2 separate regions of the Homo sapiens genome follow, and region 1 is linked to region 2. A link is an interaction called in ENCODE POLR2A ChIA-PET data of the cell type or tissue named here. Cell type or tissue: OCI-LY7. All regions are shown on one strand. Links, peaks and the distances in the headings refer to the core of each region. The heading gives the core; the rest is flanking DNA. Region 1 has its middle 27 kb from the start of MBNL1. Region 2 overlaps MBNL1 (muscleblind like splicing regulator 1).

Evidence for each region. Peaks named below come from ENCODE experiments on the same cell type or tissue, not always from the same donor. Only the 100,000 strongest peaks of a DNase experiment are listed, where the experiment ranks them.
Region 1: POLR2A ChIA-PET joins it to region 2 with 12 read pairs; 5 of 35 experiments call an interaction of 5 or more read pairs at or near these places.

Annotation. Positions count from the first base shown.
Region 1 is chr3:152,237,015-152,247,638 of GRCh38, reverse strand. It overlaps a transcript of MBNL1 not described here. Among named protein-coding and RNA genes, the nearest start is that of MBNL1, 27 kb to the left of the region's middle. RefSeq lists enhancers at 3,814-3,943, 4,074-4,133. In OCI-LY7, for the core only: no CTCF peak of the experiment used is centred there; DNase peaks (open chromatin) are centred at 1,658, 3,288, 4,208 and 6,324; H3K4me3 peaks cover 4,450 bases; H3K27ac peaks cover 5,650 bases.
Region 2 is chr3:152,372,226-152,382,849 of GRCh38, reverse strand. The region is part of intron 2 of MBNL1 (muscleblind like splicing regulator 1); the gene reads right to left. Among named protein-coding and RNA genes, the nearest start is that of MBNL1-AS1, 110 kb to the right of the region's middle. In OCI-LY7, for the core only: a CTCF peak has its summit at 8,149; a DNase peak (open chromatin) is centred at 6,009; H3K4me3 peaks cover 2,130 bases; H3K27ac peaks cover 4,170 bases.

The DNA of each region.
Region 1 (10,624 bases), core at 786-8,785, 130 kb after region 2:
CAGAACTATACTAATTCTCAAATAACAAGTTATATTTTAAAGATTAAAAATTAATGAACAGTGGTTTTATTTTCTACAATGCAGATATGTAAATTAGATTCCATTTCATTTATTTTTTTAAATGGAAGTATTCAGAAATATAAAATGGCTTACCCTTATTCTTTATATCTGTAAAAGGTATTTTCTTTTCATGTATCATGAAAATGATACATATTTTATCATACAGAGCTCATGTACTGTCATAGCTCATATTTTTGCAATCATAATAATTTCTTATTTATTTAGCATATTTTAATTATATGTGAATATGCAAATATAGCAATCATTTGGAATTTACATTTATTAAAAATAAATAGAAAGTCAACAAACACAGGAGGGCACAAATTTTCTTTTAAATGGCTGAAAGACCCACATTATCTGGGATACAAAGATTTTTGTTTTTCAATAACAGGTCATGTCTCTGAGTTTGCACCCAAACTGTAATCTTTCTTTCAGGCAACAAACTTTCTTCTCTTTATTCTTGCAAATGGGAAAATGGCCAAAAGAAGAGGAAACAAAACAGCTAAACAAAAACTAAATCTTTCAATGTTCTTTTGGAAGTTCAGTAATTTATGTCAAAAACAAATAGCACTGTTATTCCTAAATGTAATTATTATTTGAAAAATAATATACGTTTATTTGTTGGAGTGGGATAGAGCCCTCTATAAGCAGATCATTCTTTTCTATTTCTATAGATGAGCAACTTTGGGAAGGTCATCTTGTGAAGGAGGAGGAGAACATCCATTTAACTGTGAGATTAGCAGCATCAACCCTGGACCCAATAGTTTAATAGACCCCCAAGAAGATCATCCACTTCACACAATCAAACTATGCCTTATTAAGACAGAGACCAAATTTTACAATACTATACACAGCAGTCATCCAGTCTCAATTTTTATTAGATTCAATGAAAACTTCTTAGACAATCATGTCACATAAACATAATCTACTAAAACACAGTAAAATATATACTACAGCTCAGAAGCCAAAATTAAATTTTCCAGTAATAAATTATTTATCATATTTATGATGAATAAACAATAATATTAAATAATTAATATTAAATATTTGTTAATATTTATTTACCATTAATATTATCATGGAAACTCAGATGAGCACTCATTTTTTTCTTATGTAAAGACAATTTTATCAAAGAGAGAACAACTTAAAAACTTATTTTCCATAATCTAGAACTAGGATGTTCATTCAGACTTTACTAATTATTGACAACAACAACAACAACAACAAATCTGTCTTGCCAGAAAGATAGTATCTTCTCTGCTGCTTTAGCCTTCATTTGCTGTTCTGAATTACACTTATGACCAATTTATATTGTAATCTCCTTGGGCTATGTTTCCTTGTGATTGTTAGCCATTATTTAGTATATTACCATACTACATATAACACTTAATAGCTCATGATATCAAAATATCTCATAGTTAAAATTGTGGACATTTGAACTTCTGATGGAAGTAGTTGTGTTTATTTTTAAGGTTTCTTTATTTTTATATTTTTAGAGACAGAATCTGGCTCTGTCACTTAGGCTGGAGTGTAGTGGTGCAATCACAGCTCACTGCAGCCTTGATCTTCTGACTTAAGCCATTCTCTTGCCTCAGCCTCCAAAGTAGCTGGGACTACAGGCTTGAGCCCCTAGACCTGACAAGCAGTTGTGTTTAATTAGTGTGTGATAAAGATGAAGAAGCACAATTGTAACGGATTTCTAACAACCATCAACTTAATTTTAAAATTTTCATCGAGTTAAGTATGTCAAATTTGATTCAACAATTCACATCTGAGTTTGTAACAGTAACACTCTGCTTTCCTTCTCCCTATAATAAGAAGACAGCAACTATTGGTGCAACTTATTGGTGTAGTGCATGAAAATACGTAAAACAAACCAACAAAAAACCAACTAGGTACTAGGTAACATACTAGAACCAGTAATAACAGCACCATTTACCAAAATTTATCAAAAATTAAATCTATTAATTGATGGGATAGTGTGGACTTTCTTTTTTGGAAGCCATGAGATTAGTCTAATTTTTTCAAACCAAATTAAGAAAGCTTCAAATACATCTTGGGATATTTATACTTACCAAATCTCACACGGTAAATGTGTGATGTATGAAACTTTCTCAAAAGGATTCAATTATGAAAATGCTCAGAGGCAAACTCTTCAAACCTCCATATGTATATATAGCCAGAGTAGTTCACTTAAACAGATTTTTCTTCTCAAAGCTGTATTAAACACTCCTTAATGTTTTTACCAAAGTATAAAGAAACCAACAGCTTTTAAAAGGAAGATTTAAAAATTGCTATATTATGAATACAATTGTATTAAATACAGTTAATATGTGTAGGTATTATTCTGGATTAGTGCAAATTTGAATAAAAGTTTCTAGGATCTAGATTATTTTAGAATTTCACTAATAAGATCAGTTTCAGTTTAGTTTGATTTCCAATTATCAAACCAAATGTCTTACTTTGTTTTCATTCTTACTATATTTTAAGCATTATAAATACAAATTAAACTTATTTAGAAAACAATACATTTTAAAAATTAGATTTGCATATTTCATTTAAAATTTTAAGTCATGCTGTCTACACTACAAATTAATTTTTCTAAACAAATATCATCATAAAGTGATGATATAAAAATAATACTGAAATGTCATATTTTAAATGATACAATATATTTTCACGGTGGGTAAAAACAAATGTAAGAATGCTTTTTTTTCTGGAAAGTGCTCAACTAATAATATGCAAAATGAACAAAAGTATATCTGTGAGAGAATATTAGAAATAATCTAGAGCTGGGAAAGAAGAAAAGTTATCAAATTTGTTAATAATCCAAATGCCTCTTCAGCACTAAATTGTGTGCAAAATTACAAATACACAAGAAAGATAACGTTTTATTTTGCAGGTAAAATAATTTGGAGATCAATGAAAACTTTAAATTTTTCCAGGTTTTTAAAAGCTTGTATGTGAAGCTGAAGCTTTGTAAATGTATTAAACTTTTTATTTAAAATGTCGGTTACTTACTTGAAAGAGTTATCAGGTTTATCTAATCTACACTGTAATGTGGCCAGCATTTAAATTGTTGCTATATAAATAGCAATCCAAATAATAAAATGAAAAATAGCAAATAATTGTTCTTACCTCTATGCTTAGTTATAGTTGCTTGTTAAGCTGCTTCATGGGTTGAGACAAACTACCAGCACTTCAAAGAGCTCAGTTCTCTGCTCAACTCTCTTCTCTAGTTACATTATTTTTTTTCCTCTGCAAAAGGATAGTCCACCAAAAGAGGAAGTTATGAAATAACAGTCATTATGCTTTATCCATTTTATGGGGCATGGAAAATTATTCATAAAGCTTACACTTGAAATCACAGCAACAGGCTATAATTGGTGCCTGTACACATATATAATTAAAGTATATGCATGTTTATATGTGTAAGCAAATTTTAGAAAAGTTAAGCTATTGAAACCTATAGTTGGCCTGGCACGGTGGCTGACGCCTGTAATCCCAGCACTTTGGGAGGCTGAAGCGGGCAGATTACCTGAGGTCAGGAGTTCAAGACCAGCCTGGCCAACATAGTGAAACTCCGTCTCTACTAAAAATACAAAAGTTAGCCTGGCATGGTGGCAGGCGTCTGAATCCCACTTACTCAGGAGACTGAGGCAGGAGAATCGCTTGAACTCAGGAGGCGGAGGTTGCAGTGAGCTGAGATCGCGGCCATTGCTTTCCAGGCTGGGAGACACAGTGAGACTCCATTTCAAAAAAGAAAAGAAAAGAAAAGAAACCTATACTTGATTAAGTAGTGCTCGTTTACATAAGGAAGCATCTCCTGTGTGGCTCAATGATCACAGAAAACATTGCTCTATGCAGAAGAAAACTGTCCAGCTGATATATGGGAATTAACTTGCTTTTACAAGTCTAATTAATTTAAAGTCTTTGAAGTATGACACAAATGCTAATCTGACTACAGGCATCTTATTAAAGGAAGAAAAAAAAAAAACCTCCAGTAAACAGACATTTTCCTGGAATTTGGGTAGCGGTTTTTTACCTACAAGTCTCAAACTTCCTTTCTCATGAATAGTTGCCTGTTACATATAGATAAAGCACTGCAAAACTGAAACTGTTACTTACACATGAACTATGGTCTTTCACTACTTCAGCCACAAGAGTAAAAAACAGGTGCAGAGGTGCAGATCCTGCAAAACTGAACATTTAGCTGGCTAAGTTTCTTACAGGTTGGAGTAGTAAATGAGAATATTTAAAGGACAGTAGGGACAATGGTTGAAAAAAGACATAAAAAAGTTGATCAAAGCAAGTACTACTGCCAAATTCAAATAAAAGGATATATACAAATATATTTATCATGGGTTTAGGTTGCCAGATAATAGAAGCCAATGTGTAGCTTCATTTTTTATGTGTGGCAGTTGCTCCCAAACTCCCTTGCTCATTGGGGAAGAAGGAGATGGATTGCAAGAGCAATACAGTAATTATGCAAACCTCCACATGTTGCAAGAACCACTTTCTGGACTTTAGAAGCTATCATGCTGTCACTGCACCACACTCTTTGCTTTTTATTTAACCTTATGTCCAAAGAGGCATTAAAGAGTACTTAGACTGGGCACAGTGGCTCACGCCTGTAATCCCAGCACTTTGGGAGGCCGAGGTGGGTGGATCACTTGAGGTCAGGAGTTCGAGATCAGCCTGGCCAACATGGTGAAACCCCATCTCTACTAAAAAAAATACAAAAATTAGCCAGGCACTTTGGCAGGCCCCTGTAATCCCAGCTACTCAGGAGGCTGAGGCAGGAGAATCCCTTGAACCTGAGAGGCAGAGTTTGCAGTGAGCCGGGATCCTGCCACTGCACTCCAGCCTCGGCCATAGGGTGAGACTCCGTCTCAAAAACAAACAAACAGAGTAATTAGGAGATGATTAGAAGCTGAAATATTTTCCATTTCACCTAAACTCATACTTAATGTGAGTTTGCAGGAAGTTAAATAAACCAAATGCAGAAAGCTGTCCCCTCCATAAAACGCACAAAAAACAAAAACAAATAAACGAACAAAACCCCAGTATGTCATTGATATCAAATTTTATTTGAATTCCTTTGTGAACTACTTATAAGGAAATCCCTACAGAGAAGTTGTCAATGTGATTAAAATTGCTTAGATTCTATGTGTTTAGACAAATTTTAAATATTATTGTATTTGGGTATCATTATATAAAACACTAGGCTTATCAGTCCCCAAAGACCCAGTCACACTCTGGAAGCATAGTCCTCAATGTCTGCTGTAATTTTAATGTATTTCCTCAATATTTGTGTACCTTTTGCCTGAATAGTGGATGTATATCTCTACTTCTCTTCTTCTCTAATGATCCCTTCCAGGCTGATAAATATGCTCAAGTTTCTTCCCTATTAAAAATTCCTCCTCTGACTGACTTGTCATATTACTTTCTTTTTCTTCATCAGAACTTTTTGAGAAAGTTGCCCACATTGACTTGAGCCCTTATATCTTTTTTGTATGTGTGTATGGTAGAATATATTTAACAAAATTTACCATTTGAACCATTTTTAAATGTACAGTTCAGAGGCATTAAGTACATTCACACTGTTAGGCAACCATCACCACCATCTATCTCCAGAACTTTCTCATTCTTCTAGACTGAAACTCTGTACCTATTAAACAATAACTGAACGTTCCTTCCTGCCCTCAACCTGGCAACCACCATTCTACTTTCTATCTCTATGAATGTGATTACTCTAGGTACTTCATATGAATGGAACCATATGACATTTGTCCATTTGTGTCTGGCTTATTTCACTTAGGTTCATCAAAGTTGCAGCATGTGTCAGAATTTCCTTCCTTCTTAAAGCTGAATAATATTCTATTGTATGTATATACCACATTTGTTTCCTATTTATCAGATGATGGACACTTGAGTTGTTGCTATCTTTGGCTATTGAGAATAATGCTGCTATAAACATGGGTGTGCAAATATCTGTTTGAATCTTTGCTTTCATTTTTTTTGTATATACACCCAGAAGTGGAATTGAATCATACTGTAATTTTATACTTTTTGAGGACCCACCATACTAAGTCCACCTATCTTTCTCACATTTCTTCCTCCTGCATGGGTTTCTGCTTCCTCCTATTTATCAAGACTCTTGCCAAAATCACCAGTGATCTCCCTGTTACCAAATCCAAAATCCAAAAGCCCTCTTACTTGACCTGTTTTCAGCACATGCCAATGTTGACCACTTCCTCCTCCAGGAAATGTTATCTGTCTTTCAGCTCTTGACTTCACTCTCACCTTCTGATTATGTGGCAACTTCTCTGATTTATTTATGAGTCTTTAAACTCTGCTCCTCTAGTAAATGTTGCCACTTCTCAGGATTCTGTCCTGGGCTTGCTCTCCTTACCCGACAATCTCACTATCCTTGCATGGTTTTAACTGGCAAATACTGATTGCTCCCAAATCTCTGTTTCCAACCCAGTTATCTCCCTAGAAAAGTTTTCACCAATGCAAAATATAAAATCATTTCTACTTGCAATGTACAGAAAAGAGTCTGCATAGAGGCCCTAAGATAAGCCTCAATTAATTTTTCAATTCTACTATTGTTTAAACTTCAGCAGGTCAGGCAACATTTTTGAGCCCTATTTCCTCACCTGTAAATGGGGCCTTAAATGACCACCTAATACGGTTACTGGAAGTATAAAACAAAGACTACTTAAACACTTTCTTATGTTTATAGTATTAAAAATACAGTTAAAGCAAAAGTCCATTTTAATTCCCTCTAACATGATTCTTCTCCCTAGAAATAAGTAATACTATCAGTTTGATGTGTATACTTGCTTAACTATTTCCTGTATAATTACCTGTAAGACACATAAGGAGTTAAATAATTTTGTGGGGTTTTAATGTAAATAACATCACACTGTATGTTCTTCACTGGGACTTTTAAAAAGCTTAATATGGCTTGAAGGTATCCCAAGACATACTTTTGAACTGATTCATATATATCTAATTCCCTCACTGATTGAATTTGTGTTACTCTTCACAGCTAAAAATAATGTGATCAGTTGAGCATTTTAAATATCTCTCTAAAAGTAGTACAAGTCTTTATGTGAGGTAGATACAGGAAAGTAGAATTGTTAGGTCAGAAGGCATATACATTTAAAATGTTAATTGTCACTGCCAAATGGCCCAGTCAAAAAAGGTTTAATCTCCAACATTTCCTGTTTTTTTATGCGATTGCCAGTATTTGCTTTAATTAAACTTTTAAAGATTTGCCAATCTGATGGACAAGAAAATGGAGTCTTAATATTTTTATTTTGCTTTTCCCTGATTACTGTGGATATTGAACACATATTAATGTTGTATCCTCCTTTACAATTCCAGTTTTGTGAACTACCTGTTAATTCATTCCAAACTTTTCTTTTTATTTTATCTCATTATTATTTTTTTTACCTGATCACCTACTACCAGGACCAAACATTTCTTTATTGCATAATTGTCAGCTTTTTATTGATATGTAGGATTATAAGTACATTCTGTTTGAATGCATTGCAATAATTTTTCTTTTTTGGTGATGGTCCATTCTCCCCATCCTCCATTTTAGGGCTTTTCATGCTGGCTATGGTAACCTCTTGAGATGACCCTAATATTCTCTGATAATGTCTTTGATTTCTGGCACAAGATAGCCAGGTTCATTTTGTGTATTTCTTGCCCCAGAACTGAAATCACCCATTTCTCTAAAGAACCTTCGTTGCTTTTGGTAGACAGGGATTTTTGAGATCACCATCTAAACCTTAGTAGTGCTTATTGCTATTGAGTTATTACTAGCATTTGGAATAAACTCAGTCAACACATTGTTAGTTTCTTCTATGTGCCAAGCAGTACATAATTGCAAGAAAAAATACATTTAAACATGTGTTAGGAGTTTATAATATATATGAACATGTTACATCATATATTGCATTAAAAATAGTTTATGATTAATATATCTAATACACAAAAATACCTTCTTTTTAAATACAATTCGGGCACTATTTTCTTATGAAAGGATATTTTGATAAAGGTAACAATATAGTAATAATCACATTTTGCATTTAGAACTTTCAAAATACCCTTCCAAAGAAATTTCAAAAACCATGCAGATTAGAAAAATATTAAAGTTTTCGTATTTCCCATTATTTTCATTTGCATTTACCATTTTAATCCTAAATCGGCTTTCTTCTTCTTTTTCTTCTTTTTTTGTAAATTTTGCTATTATGCGCCTATCACATAGAAGAAAATAAGCATCTGTGCATATGTCCCTGGAAACAGATTTCAAGTAAAATAAAATAAATATATTTATGGTTTTAACCACTATTTCTTTCTCAAGGTATATTTTCATGGCCACTTTAAAACTACTGAAGTAGCAATATTTCAACTGCTCTTTTCATAGCTCAGTGGTGACAGAAATATTTCTGGTTCACTGATTTTGTTTTTTACTTATTAAGAGAATGGCTTAAATATTTTAACATTCTTTAACATAAATAAATAAATATTTATGTTAACATTTATATTTATATTTATCTTAACATAAATTTAAATATTTAAATTCTTTAACATGCAGTTAAAGAATTGAAGAGGATAGCATAGTCTGATTATTTTCAAGTATCTCTGACCCTTAGTTTCCTTACATATAAAAGTGGATGATAATACTAACTCCACTGGGGTACTGTGAGGATTAATTGAATATCATAGGTACAGGGCCAAGAAGACCGTGTTTCCTGAGAACGATGGTGATGAGCATTTTCAAACCTAATTTGTGAATGAATAGTTGGACAAAAATATTCTTCTAATTTTTGAATATATTTATTTGAAAACATAGCAAAGGTTAACAAATCACATCTAGTTGTACATTTATATTACATTGATTGTGTTTACTAAGAAAAATGAACTTTAAAAAACTAGGAATATAGGAGATTTATGGAGAGTCATTCATTCAATACTTTGTATCTGCTATATGTAGGGAGTTATGATAGGGACTGGGAATACAAATAAATTCCAGCTAACTTTGGCTAATGGATGGATCAGCATGATATAGAGAAGAGAGAATTTGGAGTGCTTATTTGTATCTCCTTTATGCTGCCAGGGCATGGTTTTGGAAGTGTCTGTATCCCTCCACCTACAGCCACAGCTACTCTCTGTCTTTCTCAGTCTCAGCTATTAGCTATTACTAGGTTCCAATATCATGATTCTTCCTTGCCTTTCAGGTCTAGGGGTGGTAATCCAATTAGCAATTTCCACCATTGCTCATCTCTGCCATACCTCATTTACTACTAATCATGGCAACACCTCTAAATACTCCCTTCATTAAACTATATGAAATCGATCATTTAAAATATACCACTTCAAGCAGACATTGCTCAAGATTTACATTAGCCCTCGCTGGGCACAGTGGTGTGTACCTGTAGTCCTAGCTACTCGGGAAGCTGAAGCAGGGGGATCACTTGAACCCAGGAGTTCAGGTCCAGCCTGAGCAAGAAAGCAAGGTTCTAAAGGGGGAAAAGCAAGGTTAAAAAAAATATACATTAGTCCCGTCATACAATTAAATTATACACTTGAATTGGAAACTGATCTGCTAGAAGGTGTACCGTTTCAGGGGAAACGCAAAGGAGAGTTACAGAACATGTCCTAGGCTAGCCAAATCAAGAATTGGCTCAGAAAGTGTAATGATTGAATTGACACTTGAGGATGAGTAGGACTTCATGGGTGTTTGAAAGGGGAGGGGACAAATTGGAAAAGGCATGAAAGTCAGAGAAACAGAATCATATTCACGGAGCTACATGTAGTATCCTATTTGGGAGGCATAAACTGGAAGGGTTGGGAATGGGGTGGTGAAGGAGCACAACAGATGAAGCCAGAGAGAAAGGGGCTTCAGAAAATGGAGGGTGTTGTAAGGAACAGTGTCTTTTTTTTTTTTTTTTTTTTTTTTGAGATTGAGTTTCACTCTTGTAGCCTAGGCTAGAGTGCAATGGCGCGACCTTGGCTAACTGCAACCTCCACCTCCTGGGTTCAAGCGATCTTCCTGCCTCAGCCTCCCGAGTAGCTGGGATTACAGGCGCCCACCACCACGCCTGGTTAATTTTTGTATTTTAGTAGAGATGGGGTTTCATTATGTTGACCAGGCGTCTTATATGTCTTCCGAAGAAGAAGAAGAAAAAACTTCTAGTGTGAACAATCAGCTTTTTTGGGTGTCTGTGTTTTTTCCTACCCATTAATGATTCTCTTTCTTCTGGTGACAAGTTGTCACGATTTTCCTCTGAGGAACAGGCCCTTCTTTGGTATCACTGCATGTGAGGTGAGTGGCATCAATTTCCTCCTACACCAACATTGGTGTAAGCATATGACCAATGTCTGGGAAATAAGTTTAATTGTTTTCCTTTGACACAGTGATTGGTTCAAAGAGGAGCGTGTAATTCAAGCCAGCCAATAAGACTTACTTATGGAAATTTTAAGTTCTGCTTTTGCTGGGATTGGCTAGCTGTAAGAATTATATAAGCCTAAAACTGGGGACTAC
Region 2 (10,624 bases), core at 1,543-9,542:
AGAATGTTAAAGCAAAATATAAAACGAAGTTGAATAAAATGCTAAAGATAACAAAAACTGGATTTAAAAGGTGAGGAAAAACAAGGAAAAGATAGCCCCTGCTAGGGCAACCAGTGTAAAAAGAAAAGATAATGGAACAGAAAGAAACCTATTCAACTCCTTTTTATATTCTGCCACTGAGGACAAATATCTTCAAACTGGAAAAGTATTAAAGACAAATGTATGTTGCATTAATTGCCTGGGATACATATTCAGAAGCATTCTTGGAAATAAGTGCTATCATAATGAAAAGAGCCTCTAGGGAAGCACATTGTTCTCACTGATTTTTTAAGTTTCATTTTCTTTTTCACGCTTCAAATTACTTGAAGCTTTAGGGAAGGGGCAGGAAAGTCCTGCTTCCATTATCTATTTTTTCTTGCTAACACAACGTATGAATTCTCCAGCTTTTGTCCCTTTAAAAAAAATGTTATGCAACCTAACATATTATGGCGAGGAACACGGATTCTATCACAGAGTCAAAATGTACTCTTATATTTATTATTTTACATTACGATTTTAGGAAAGAAAAATATTTTCTTTGCTTTAATAAATAAATCATTGTCTGAGTGGCATTTAGCTTAACTACTGTGTAAGACAAACAGGATCAGAGTGGTCAGCTAGTTTTCCATTTGGCTTTTTCCACTGCCAAGTGGGTTTAAAGGAAAACTATTTCATACTTATATTTGCTTACTTGGTTGAATATTACCACCTCTGCTTACTAAACAAGTCTAAATATACCTTTCTAGGGGTAACTAAAGAGTATGTTACGCCTACTTAGTTACACTAAGTTTGTTTCTAAATCAATTGAGAAAGACGCCAAACACCTACTATGTCCCCAGCCTCAAAAATTTGTTCCCTGCACTGAAGCAGGTTAATATGTCAAAAGAACAGTTGAAAAACTGAAGTATAGGTTAATCAAGCAATTATTTGACATCTAATAGCTAAACCCTTCAAATTCTTTGGCTGATTTAATCAGTTTGAAAGTAAGTTAAGCATTTCAGAGAACAAACCATAGCCTTTTCTCACTCTAAGTTACAAAGCTAAACTAGATAACATTTTTTAATCAGAAAAATTAAAAACAAACATTTCATAGAAACAGGTGTGGAAATTAACATGTGAATGAAAAGAATTATTGGCATGTTAAATTAAGAACAATTTTCATAGAAATATGAATATAGAAATATAAAATAAAATTTTGCTAACTATAGAATTACTAGATAATTACCAAAATGAGTTTTTTAACAAATGATTTTCCAGGAAACGACACAGACACATTTATCTATTCTGCTTTAATATTCCAAAAAGTAACCAAAATGTATTCACATTTTTATGTTGTTTTAAAATTTAAAATATTTTAACTGTAAATAGGAATTTTTCTTTACAGAATAGTGTGCACTTATGGACAGCGTTTGTTTTTACTTTTTTTTGTTTGTTTGTTTGTTTTTAGCAAGTAAGGACACATACTAGCTCAATATGCCATGGGCTTTTTCTACTCCTGCCTGAAGTATATAGACAGAAGTCTAATAAGGAAAGCTATAAACTGCTGCTACCTTTACATATAGCCATATTTGTACACATTTCCCCAAATCCAGATGTGTTCATATTACAATCCAGTCTTTGTTACAAGTAACTTTGAATGTAGTCAGAGTTTAGAGCTGCCTTTTATATAAATGAAATGTAGATATACAACTTGTTATAATGAAAACATCTATTATAAAATCTTAGTTTGAGAAAAGATGCATGGTTGTTGCCATTTGGATTTGTCTAAAAACAAGATAATTTGATGAAGCAAAGCCAGTTTATCTTATTGCTGCCCCTCCTTCTGTTTTATTAACTGTGTGTTTCTCAAATATTAAGGTATAAGAACTTGCTATTAACAAAAACAAAACATAACAAAAATTAAAAGATATTCTAACTTAGAATTGGCTTGTGAATAGTTCGATTATTCAGAGTCTGTGTGTGTAGTGCCACAAAAATGTGAATATTCACAAGGAAAAATATTAACTCAGTGCTTAGAAAAATGTGTAGTGGCATCCACACACATTTGAAATACGTAATCAGAAGTGCCTTTTTTAAAAAAAAAACTCAATATAGGAAATGTTTAAAGTTGTGTTAAAGTACATAATGTGAAAATGCAGTAACTCCCACATAAAGGGCTAAATATAATGTATTAAGGTATCTGAAATATTACTCTTTTCAGCTCATACTCTGAGCTCAAAATACTCTGGACACATTTAGCCAAGGTTTTGAAGGTAAGGATAATGAAGCAAAAGCTGTAAAACCTCTTTCAATACCTCTTTAGGGGCTTACATCTAGTAATCAATTAACAATTGGAAAGTTTTTCCATTCATGCTGTTTCCCTGTCGATTCCCCTTTTCTTCTCATTCTCTCCATTCTATCTGGCTCAATGCCCGTTTAGACCTTACCATAAACTTTGAGTTTAGATACAAGGAAACAGATTTGAGCAATTTGGAAGATAAGGAGCGTGTCAAATTCTCAAAATACTCCACTTTCTTTCTCTAATCACTCAGACACTGTATTTTAGGTATTCAATATGTTCTACAACTGTTAATGTTAAATTCTGTGGGCATTTCCTACTTTTAGACTTTATGATGCATCTTCAAACTTCAAATCTGTAACAAAAGGAGACTTTCCAAATACAGAGAACCTAACAGTAAGTGACGAATAGGGAAGGAAAATTTCTTCATCACAAGGTTATACAACCTGTTATGTACTACTGAGCAATGGTATAAAAATCTTCATATCTAGCAATCTTTAAGAAGATCTTTGAGGTTTAGAATTAATATTAATTTATCTGGGCTAGGAATAGCAGTCTTGTGGTTCTAGGTTCTGTTTTACTTTTAGAAATTATATCTACTTAGTAAGTATTTAATTGCCTTATAGTATAAACATCCTATATAAATAGCCTCCATCTATCCCAAGGAAATTAGTCTATCTCATTCCAATGGAGCAGAGGCGGAAAAGCTTAACCTATCTTCTGACTCATTGTTCATCTGAATCTTTAACTAAAGGGAAAAAAAATGCAAAATAAGACAAATTTTAAAACTTCTCAAAAACAAAACAAAACCCTACTGCAACCTCATGATTCTACAACAATATTTGCAGCAATTATTAAATGTAGATGTCATTTAGAAAATTTTTGAGATTCTGCCTGTGTAATGCCAAACAAAAACATATCAATATTCAGAAGGAGAAAGTATTACGTCAGTGCTTATAAGAACGTGTAGTGACATGCACACGCATCTGAAATGCATAAACAGAAGTGCTTTAATTTAATGAAGACAATTCTGAACAATTTGGAAAGGTCCCCAAGAAAGGAAAATATATTTTTCCAAAAATATAACTCATAGTCAAAATAGTTCCAAAGAAAGGCTAAAATAGTTTTAATATTTAAACCTGTAAGAAAAGCTGTACACCTCCATAGGTGGTTTCTATTCCAAGGGAAAATGCTGTAATCACCAAATATTAATGATCATTGGTTGACAGAAAACTCTGATAATATTTTTCAGAAATAGCCACATTAAAAGCAGAGAGCTAAATATATAGGAGTTCCTGCTTCAGTGTAGAGTCTATCAATTTGCCAAGAGAAACCCAAGGGTAATTATCAAAAATGTCAGTGGTGACTTTATATGACAAATTTTTAATTAATTTCCATTGCTTCTAATCTAGTTTGAGATTATTTGTTAATGTTAAACATGCAGGATGACCCTTTTACAAATCAAAATATAGTTGATAGAGTATTCAGTCTACTACAAACATACATTTTAAACTTCAGGCCAGGCATGGTGGCTCATACCTGTAATCTTACCACTTTGGGAGGTCAAGGAGGGGGACTCACTTAAGCCCAGGAGTGTGAGACCAGCCTGAGCAACATAGTGACACCTGATCTCTAAAAAAATGCAATTATCAGCCAGGCATGGTGGCATGTGCCTGTAGTTGCAGGTACTTGAGAGCCTGAGATAGGAGGTTTGCTTGAGCCTGATGGGTTGAGGCTGCGGTGAGCCATGATTGCACCATTGTATCCCACCCTGGGCAGCAGGGCAAGACCTTGTCTCTAAATATAAAATAAATAAATAACATAAGGATAAAAAGTAAAACTCCTGTTTCAATAATGATGCAAAATAGTATCTTGGGTATGATTTCTTGATATTATTGGAATTGTAAAAAGCCTTGGAAGATTTCAAAGAGAAAATCTTTCAAAGGAAAAAGTAATGATATAAGTACATTTAAAAAGATTTTTGCAAAAAGCTGTCTAGCTATTACATAAATACCAGGTAGAAATATACTATTACCTACCTAAATAAATATAGAGAGGTAGCATTAAAAACATGTTGTTGCATTATATTGTACCCGTTTCTTGGTAGGAGCTATCATGCAAAATAGAAATATTTTTAAAAAGTACATTACTATATCTCTCTTGAGTAGCTAGAACATACATTAATTTTTAAAAAAAATAGACATAGAGTCTTGCTTTATCACTCAGGCTGGAGTGCAGTGGTGAAATTGTGCCTCATTTCAGCCTCTAATTCCTAGGCTCAAGTGATCCTCCCACCTCAGCCTCCCAAGTAGCTAGAAAACACACCTAGTGAATTGTTTTTTTGTTTTGTTTTGTTTTTGTAGAGATGAGGTCTTGCTATGTTGCCCAGGCTGGTCTCGATCTCCTGGCCTCAAGCAATCTTCCTGCCTTGGCTTCTCAAAGCACAGGGATTACAGGAATGAGCCATCCCACATGGCCTGAAACATTCTTAATATAGTTAGTCCTCACTTAACATCACCAATAGGTTCTTAGAAACTGTTACTTTACATAAAACAATATACAGCAGGTCCTCAAATAATATCGTTTCCTTCAAGGTCATTTAGTTATAACACTAATGAGAAAAACAATTGGTTTTGTTATACTCCATTTCATGTCAAGTCATAGTTTCCAAGAATCCACGGAAGACAGTAAGCGAAGATTTCCTATACCTTATCCTTGTGTCCATCATTTGATAGCTCAACCTATTATGAAACAATAGATTAACATGATAGATCTGATCATAGATCAAATTTAGGTCACTGTAGAAGTCAGTTAATTTACTCAATGTTAAATAATTTTAAACAATACCAAAGATTCTGAAACATGAATGTGGCCTCCAAATATGTTAATGTGTGTCACAATATAGGTTTCAATTCCATCAACAATTTGCCTTTGAACACATAATGACAACAAACATTTCTTGCTATATAATGTGTACTATACACAGTTCTAAGAGCTTCACATGTATTAGACCCTAAAATTCTATTCAATAGGCCTTTTATTGTCCCCAAATAAGAGATAATACAATATAAATTAACAGGTTAATTTACTAACGGTCTATGGCTGACGAGTGGAGGTGTTGGGGCTTGAATTTAATTTCGGTTCTATAACCACCTGATGGGTCCTAGCTATTACACGACTTCTATATGATCTACAGGTTCAGGTCTCTGCAGACAGTATAGAGGACAGCAGTAGGTAGTTTCAAATCAACCCAGATTCAAAGGCCCACATAAAAACAAGGACCAGGCCAATTCAATGAAAAAAGCATCTTATCTAAGCATAATTCTATTAAATGTAGTAAAATATCATCTTATCAAAAATGAGAAAACCTTTGAAAAAAGGAACAACCACAACCATCATTAATGGCTTCTCACTCACAATGAAAATCTTTCAACTACTTGGAATAGCCTCACTGTTTTTGCTGTATTATCCTCACTGCCACAGTTTTGGGGCTTTGTTTTAAAACAACAAGTTCGCATGTAAATCACTAGCCACAAACTCAACTTCATGTAACATTTTAAGTCTAGGGGAAGTACGGGGAAAAGGGAACAAAAGGGAAAAGAGGAAGTGAGGAAATGAAACTAGCAAAAAATAGGGAACAAAAAGCATGCAGACTTCAGGTGAAGCAGCGAGACCCATTTTCCCCAAGAAGAGATATATATGTATGTGTGTGTGTATGTGTGTGTGTGCGCATGCACGTGTGTGTGTGCGTATATATATAGAGAGAGTGCGTGGCACCCCTCAGCTCATCTGCTAGGAGATGGACGTGCAGCTAATGACATGAGGCTTCTGCATTCTTTACAGCAGCTCTTATTCCTAAAAACATACTATTAGCCAAAAAAAAATGTTCTTTAGATTCCTTGGGCTTTTGCTCTCCTCTTAGCTATATTTAATATATGATCATCTACATAACAATCTGACAAATGGAAAATTTCCAACAACCATTAGTCAGCAAGTCTTGTCCACCATAAACATCACATTTTACTTCTAAAACAGCTTCTTATTTTACGGATGAACCACACATAACTACACTCTCAAGAGCTTCTTTTTTAAGAGAGTCTAACTATGAAGAGAAAACTATATCACTGTATTAGACAAAAGATTAAAACAATGGAGATAAACAATTAAAGCATAATTCAATGTATGTTTCCTCGAGATAATATGTGAGACTTTTCTGAGACATCTGAGTCAAATACTTGTATAATCCGAAAAAGTTAACAAAATATAGTCTTTTCTCAAGAAAAAAATCTTACATTTTAAATATTTCTATCATAAATAGAAACTATTTCTGAACTTGAAAACTTTTGTAAAGTATGTCATACTACACTTAAAACTAAAAACTTATTAATATATTCATGCATCTTATAGTTGGAATATAAGATACCATGGGTATGATACCGGCCTGACAGTATGAGTTCTGAGCAGAAATATATAAAGAAAAATGGAGAAATTTATCCAGGAAACAAAGAATTGGTATCTAAACTTAGATTTTTCTGAAGGCTAAAGGGAAATAAATGTGGCTAACATTGCATCTCAAAATCTGGTTAATACTGTTGTTTAATTTAAGGATATATCTTATTCTTATTAAACAACAGTATTAAACCAGTTGGAAAATATTCCTTTCAAGATGGAAAAAGATATAGAAATTTAAGTACTCAGTCTTTTTTTTTTTTTGAGACAAGGTCTTGGCTCCATCACCCCGGCTGGAGTGTAGCAGAGCAATCACGACTCACTGCAGCCTCAACCTCCAGGGCTTAAGCAATCCCCCCACCTCAGACTCCCAAGTAGCTAGGACTACAGGCACACATCGAAGACCTGGCTAACTTTTTTGTTTTGTTTGTAGATATTGAGAAGAATAGCCTGGGGCTTACTGGTTTCATTGCTGAATTTTTACCAAACATGTGAAGAAGACCTAATACCAATCACTATGTTGCTCAGGCTGGTCTTGAACTCTGGCCTCAAGTGATCCTCCCCACTTGGCCTCCCAAAGTGCTGGGATTACAGGCATGAGCCACCACACCCAGATCTAAATCTTTATTATTATAATCATTATTTATTTTTACAAGTACCTTATACAAGATGCTATAAATATTTGTATGCATAATTCAACAGTAATCAGTGGTGTTTATCTAAACTAACTGATAATCTACAGATTGCAGTGCATTTATGATTTCAATGGAATTAATCTAATTCTCCACACTTAATTGTGAGAATAGCTATAAACAGATTGTCAAGAGGAGCCTTTTAGTGCCAATGCTTTACTTGAGGAAAAAAATTTCTTTTGGGCAAACCCATCTTTATTCATTGCAGAATACAACGATTCTCAAAAGTAGCTTAACAACCCCAACTCCGCTGGGTAAGTGTGGTGGCACACGCCTGTAATCCCAGCTACTTGGGAGGCTGAAGAAGGAAGGCTGCTTGGGGCCAGGAGTTTGAAACCAGCCTAGACAACATAACAAGAGTCTGTCGCGAAAAAAAAGCAAACAGGCAAACAAAAAATAACCTCAACTTCTTATAATATGCATGTCTTAGAAGATATCTTCTTTGCCACATAAATAAAATATGAAAATAACAGACAAGTTCCAAGAAATAATATAATGAAATCAACTCTTCTTTGCTCATGGGAAAAATAATTACTTCCATTTCCTGAGTCCTCTTTTGACCTATGAGAACACAAAGGATTTGCCGCCAGTGGGCAGAAGACAGTGGGTGTGGCAATTTATACATGCCATGTTAGAAACAGCTCAAGCATCCCTGAAGCCTTCCTCTACTTTTCCATTTATTTTTACATGTTTCAGATCCACAGTGAACACTTTGTTTGGCAAATGTGATCTAGATTATTTAATAAGTGTGACTTCAATTTCACTTTCCTGGTATTCGTATGCTGCCCATTTTTCAGTCAGCTTACTTTGAGTCCAAGTTGACCCCCTAGTTTGAATGGTCACGGCATATAAGGGGAATACCAGGCATATCTGTCAACTCTATGGGTTTAAGACACTGCAGTGTGATTACTTAGTGATTTATAATAGAGCTGGGAAATGACTACTTGCTGTGCTCCTGGGAGACACTGGTGGCTGACCCTGATTACAGAAAGTAGTAATACATACTTTCCAGCTGAAGATGCCCTCAGAGCAGTTTTCATCAGGTCATTACAAGAATCCTCTAATCAAAAATGAAAATGACCCTTCTCCATCCAACTCTGACCTCCCACAAAAATCACTTTTAAAAATTAAATAATTTGCAAATAATAAAGTATCATACTTTTAAAAAGTAGATGATTTGCAAATAATAAATCACTGTACATATGAAATTTAAAAGTGCTGTTTCTATAGCTAGGCTATTTCCCTATTCTATTTCTTTTATCTTTAATCTTATATGTTTCTAAAGAAGAAACTATAAAGCAGCAACTCATTTTTAAAACAGCCTTTATATGTAAAAGATGCATATACACAAGAAATTATATGCCATTTAAGATATGCTTTAAAATGTTCTAGCCTATTCCCTCCTCCCAAAAAAGTGAGAAGATAGAAGCAACAAGATCAATAAATAAGGAAAATCATCAACACTGAATTATGGTATATTACACTATTCTCTCTACTTTTGTACATATTTGAAAATCTTCATTTATAAATCTAATTTTAAAATATGTAAACATGGATAAGTTTTCCATTAAATCACCATTTCTCCCAAACAACCTAATCACTTAAAAGTAAAATATGAGTGGCTGGCAAGATGGCCTAACAGGAACAGCTCAGGTCTGCAGCTCCCAGTGAGATCAATGCAGAAAGTGGGTGATTTCTGCATTTCCAACTAAGGTACCTGGCTCATCTCTTTGGTACAGGTTAGACAGTGGGTGCAGCCCACAGAGCACGAGCCAAAGCAGGGGGGGTGCATCACCTCACACGGTAAGCTCAAGGGGTGAGAAAACAACCTCCCCCACCAAAGGGAAGCCATGAGGGACTGTGCAATGAGGAATGGTGCATTCCAACCCAGATACTATGCTTTTCCCATGGTCTTTACAACCCACAGACCAGGAGATTCCCTCGAGTGCTGACACTACCAGGGCCCTGGGTTTCAAGCGCAAAACAGGGCAGCCATTTAGGCAGACACCAAGCTAGCTGCAGAAGGTTTTTTTTTTTTTTTTTTTTTTTTCCATACCCCAGTGACACCTGGAAGGCCAGCGACAGAACTGTTCACTCTCCTGGAAAGGGAACTGAAGCCAGGGAGCCAAGTGGATCAGTGGATCCCACCGCCACAGAGCCCAGCAAGCTAAAATCCACTGGCTTGAAATTCTTGCTGCCAGCACAGCAGTCTGAAGTCGACCTGGGACTCTCAAGCTTGGTGTGGGGAGAAGCGTCCACCATTACTGAGGCTTGAGTAGGTGGTTTTCCCCTCACAGTATAAACAAAGCTTCTGGGAAGTTCGAATTGGGCAGAGCCCACCACAGCTCTGCAAAGCTGCCATAGCCAGACTGCCTCTCTAGATTCCTCCTCTCTGGACAGGGCATCTCTGAAAGAAAGGCAGCAGCCCCAGTCAGGGGCTAACAGATAAAACTCCCACCTCTCTGGGACAGAGGACCTGGCGGAAGAGGCGGCTGTGGGTGCAGCTTCAGCAGACGTAAATGTTCCTGCCTGCCAGCTCTGAAGAGAGCAGCGAATCTCCCAGCACAGCACTCAAACTCTGCTAAGGGACAGACTGCCTCCTCAAGTGGGTCCCTGACCCCTGTGCCTCCTGACTGGGAGACACCTCCCAGCAGGGGTCAACAGACACCTCATACAGGAGAGCTCCACTAGCATCTGGCGGGTGCCCCTCTGGGACGAAACTTCCAGAGGAAGGAGCAGGCAGCAATCTTTGCTGTTCTGCAGTGTCTGCTAGTGATACTCAGGCAAACAGGGTCTGGAGTGGACCTCCAGCAAACTCCAGCAGGCCTGCAGGAGAGAAGCCTGCCTGTTAGGAGAAAAACTAAAAAACAGAAAGGAATAGCATCAACATCAACAAAAACGATGTCCACACAAAAACCCCATCCAAAGGTCACCAACATCAAAGACCAAAGGCAGATAAATCCAGGGAGATGAGGAAAAACCAGCACAAGAAGGCTGAAAATTCCAAAAACCAGAACACCTCTTCTCCTCCAAGGGATCATAACTCCTCGCCAGCAAGGAAACAAAACTGGATGGAAAATGAGTTTGACGAATTGACAGAAGTAGGCTTCGGAAGGTGGGTAACTCCTCCGAGCTAAAGGAGCACATTCTAACCCACTGCAAGGAA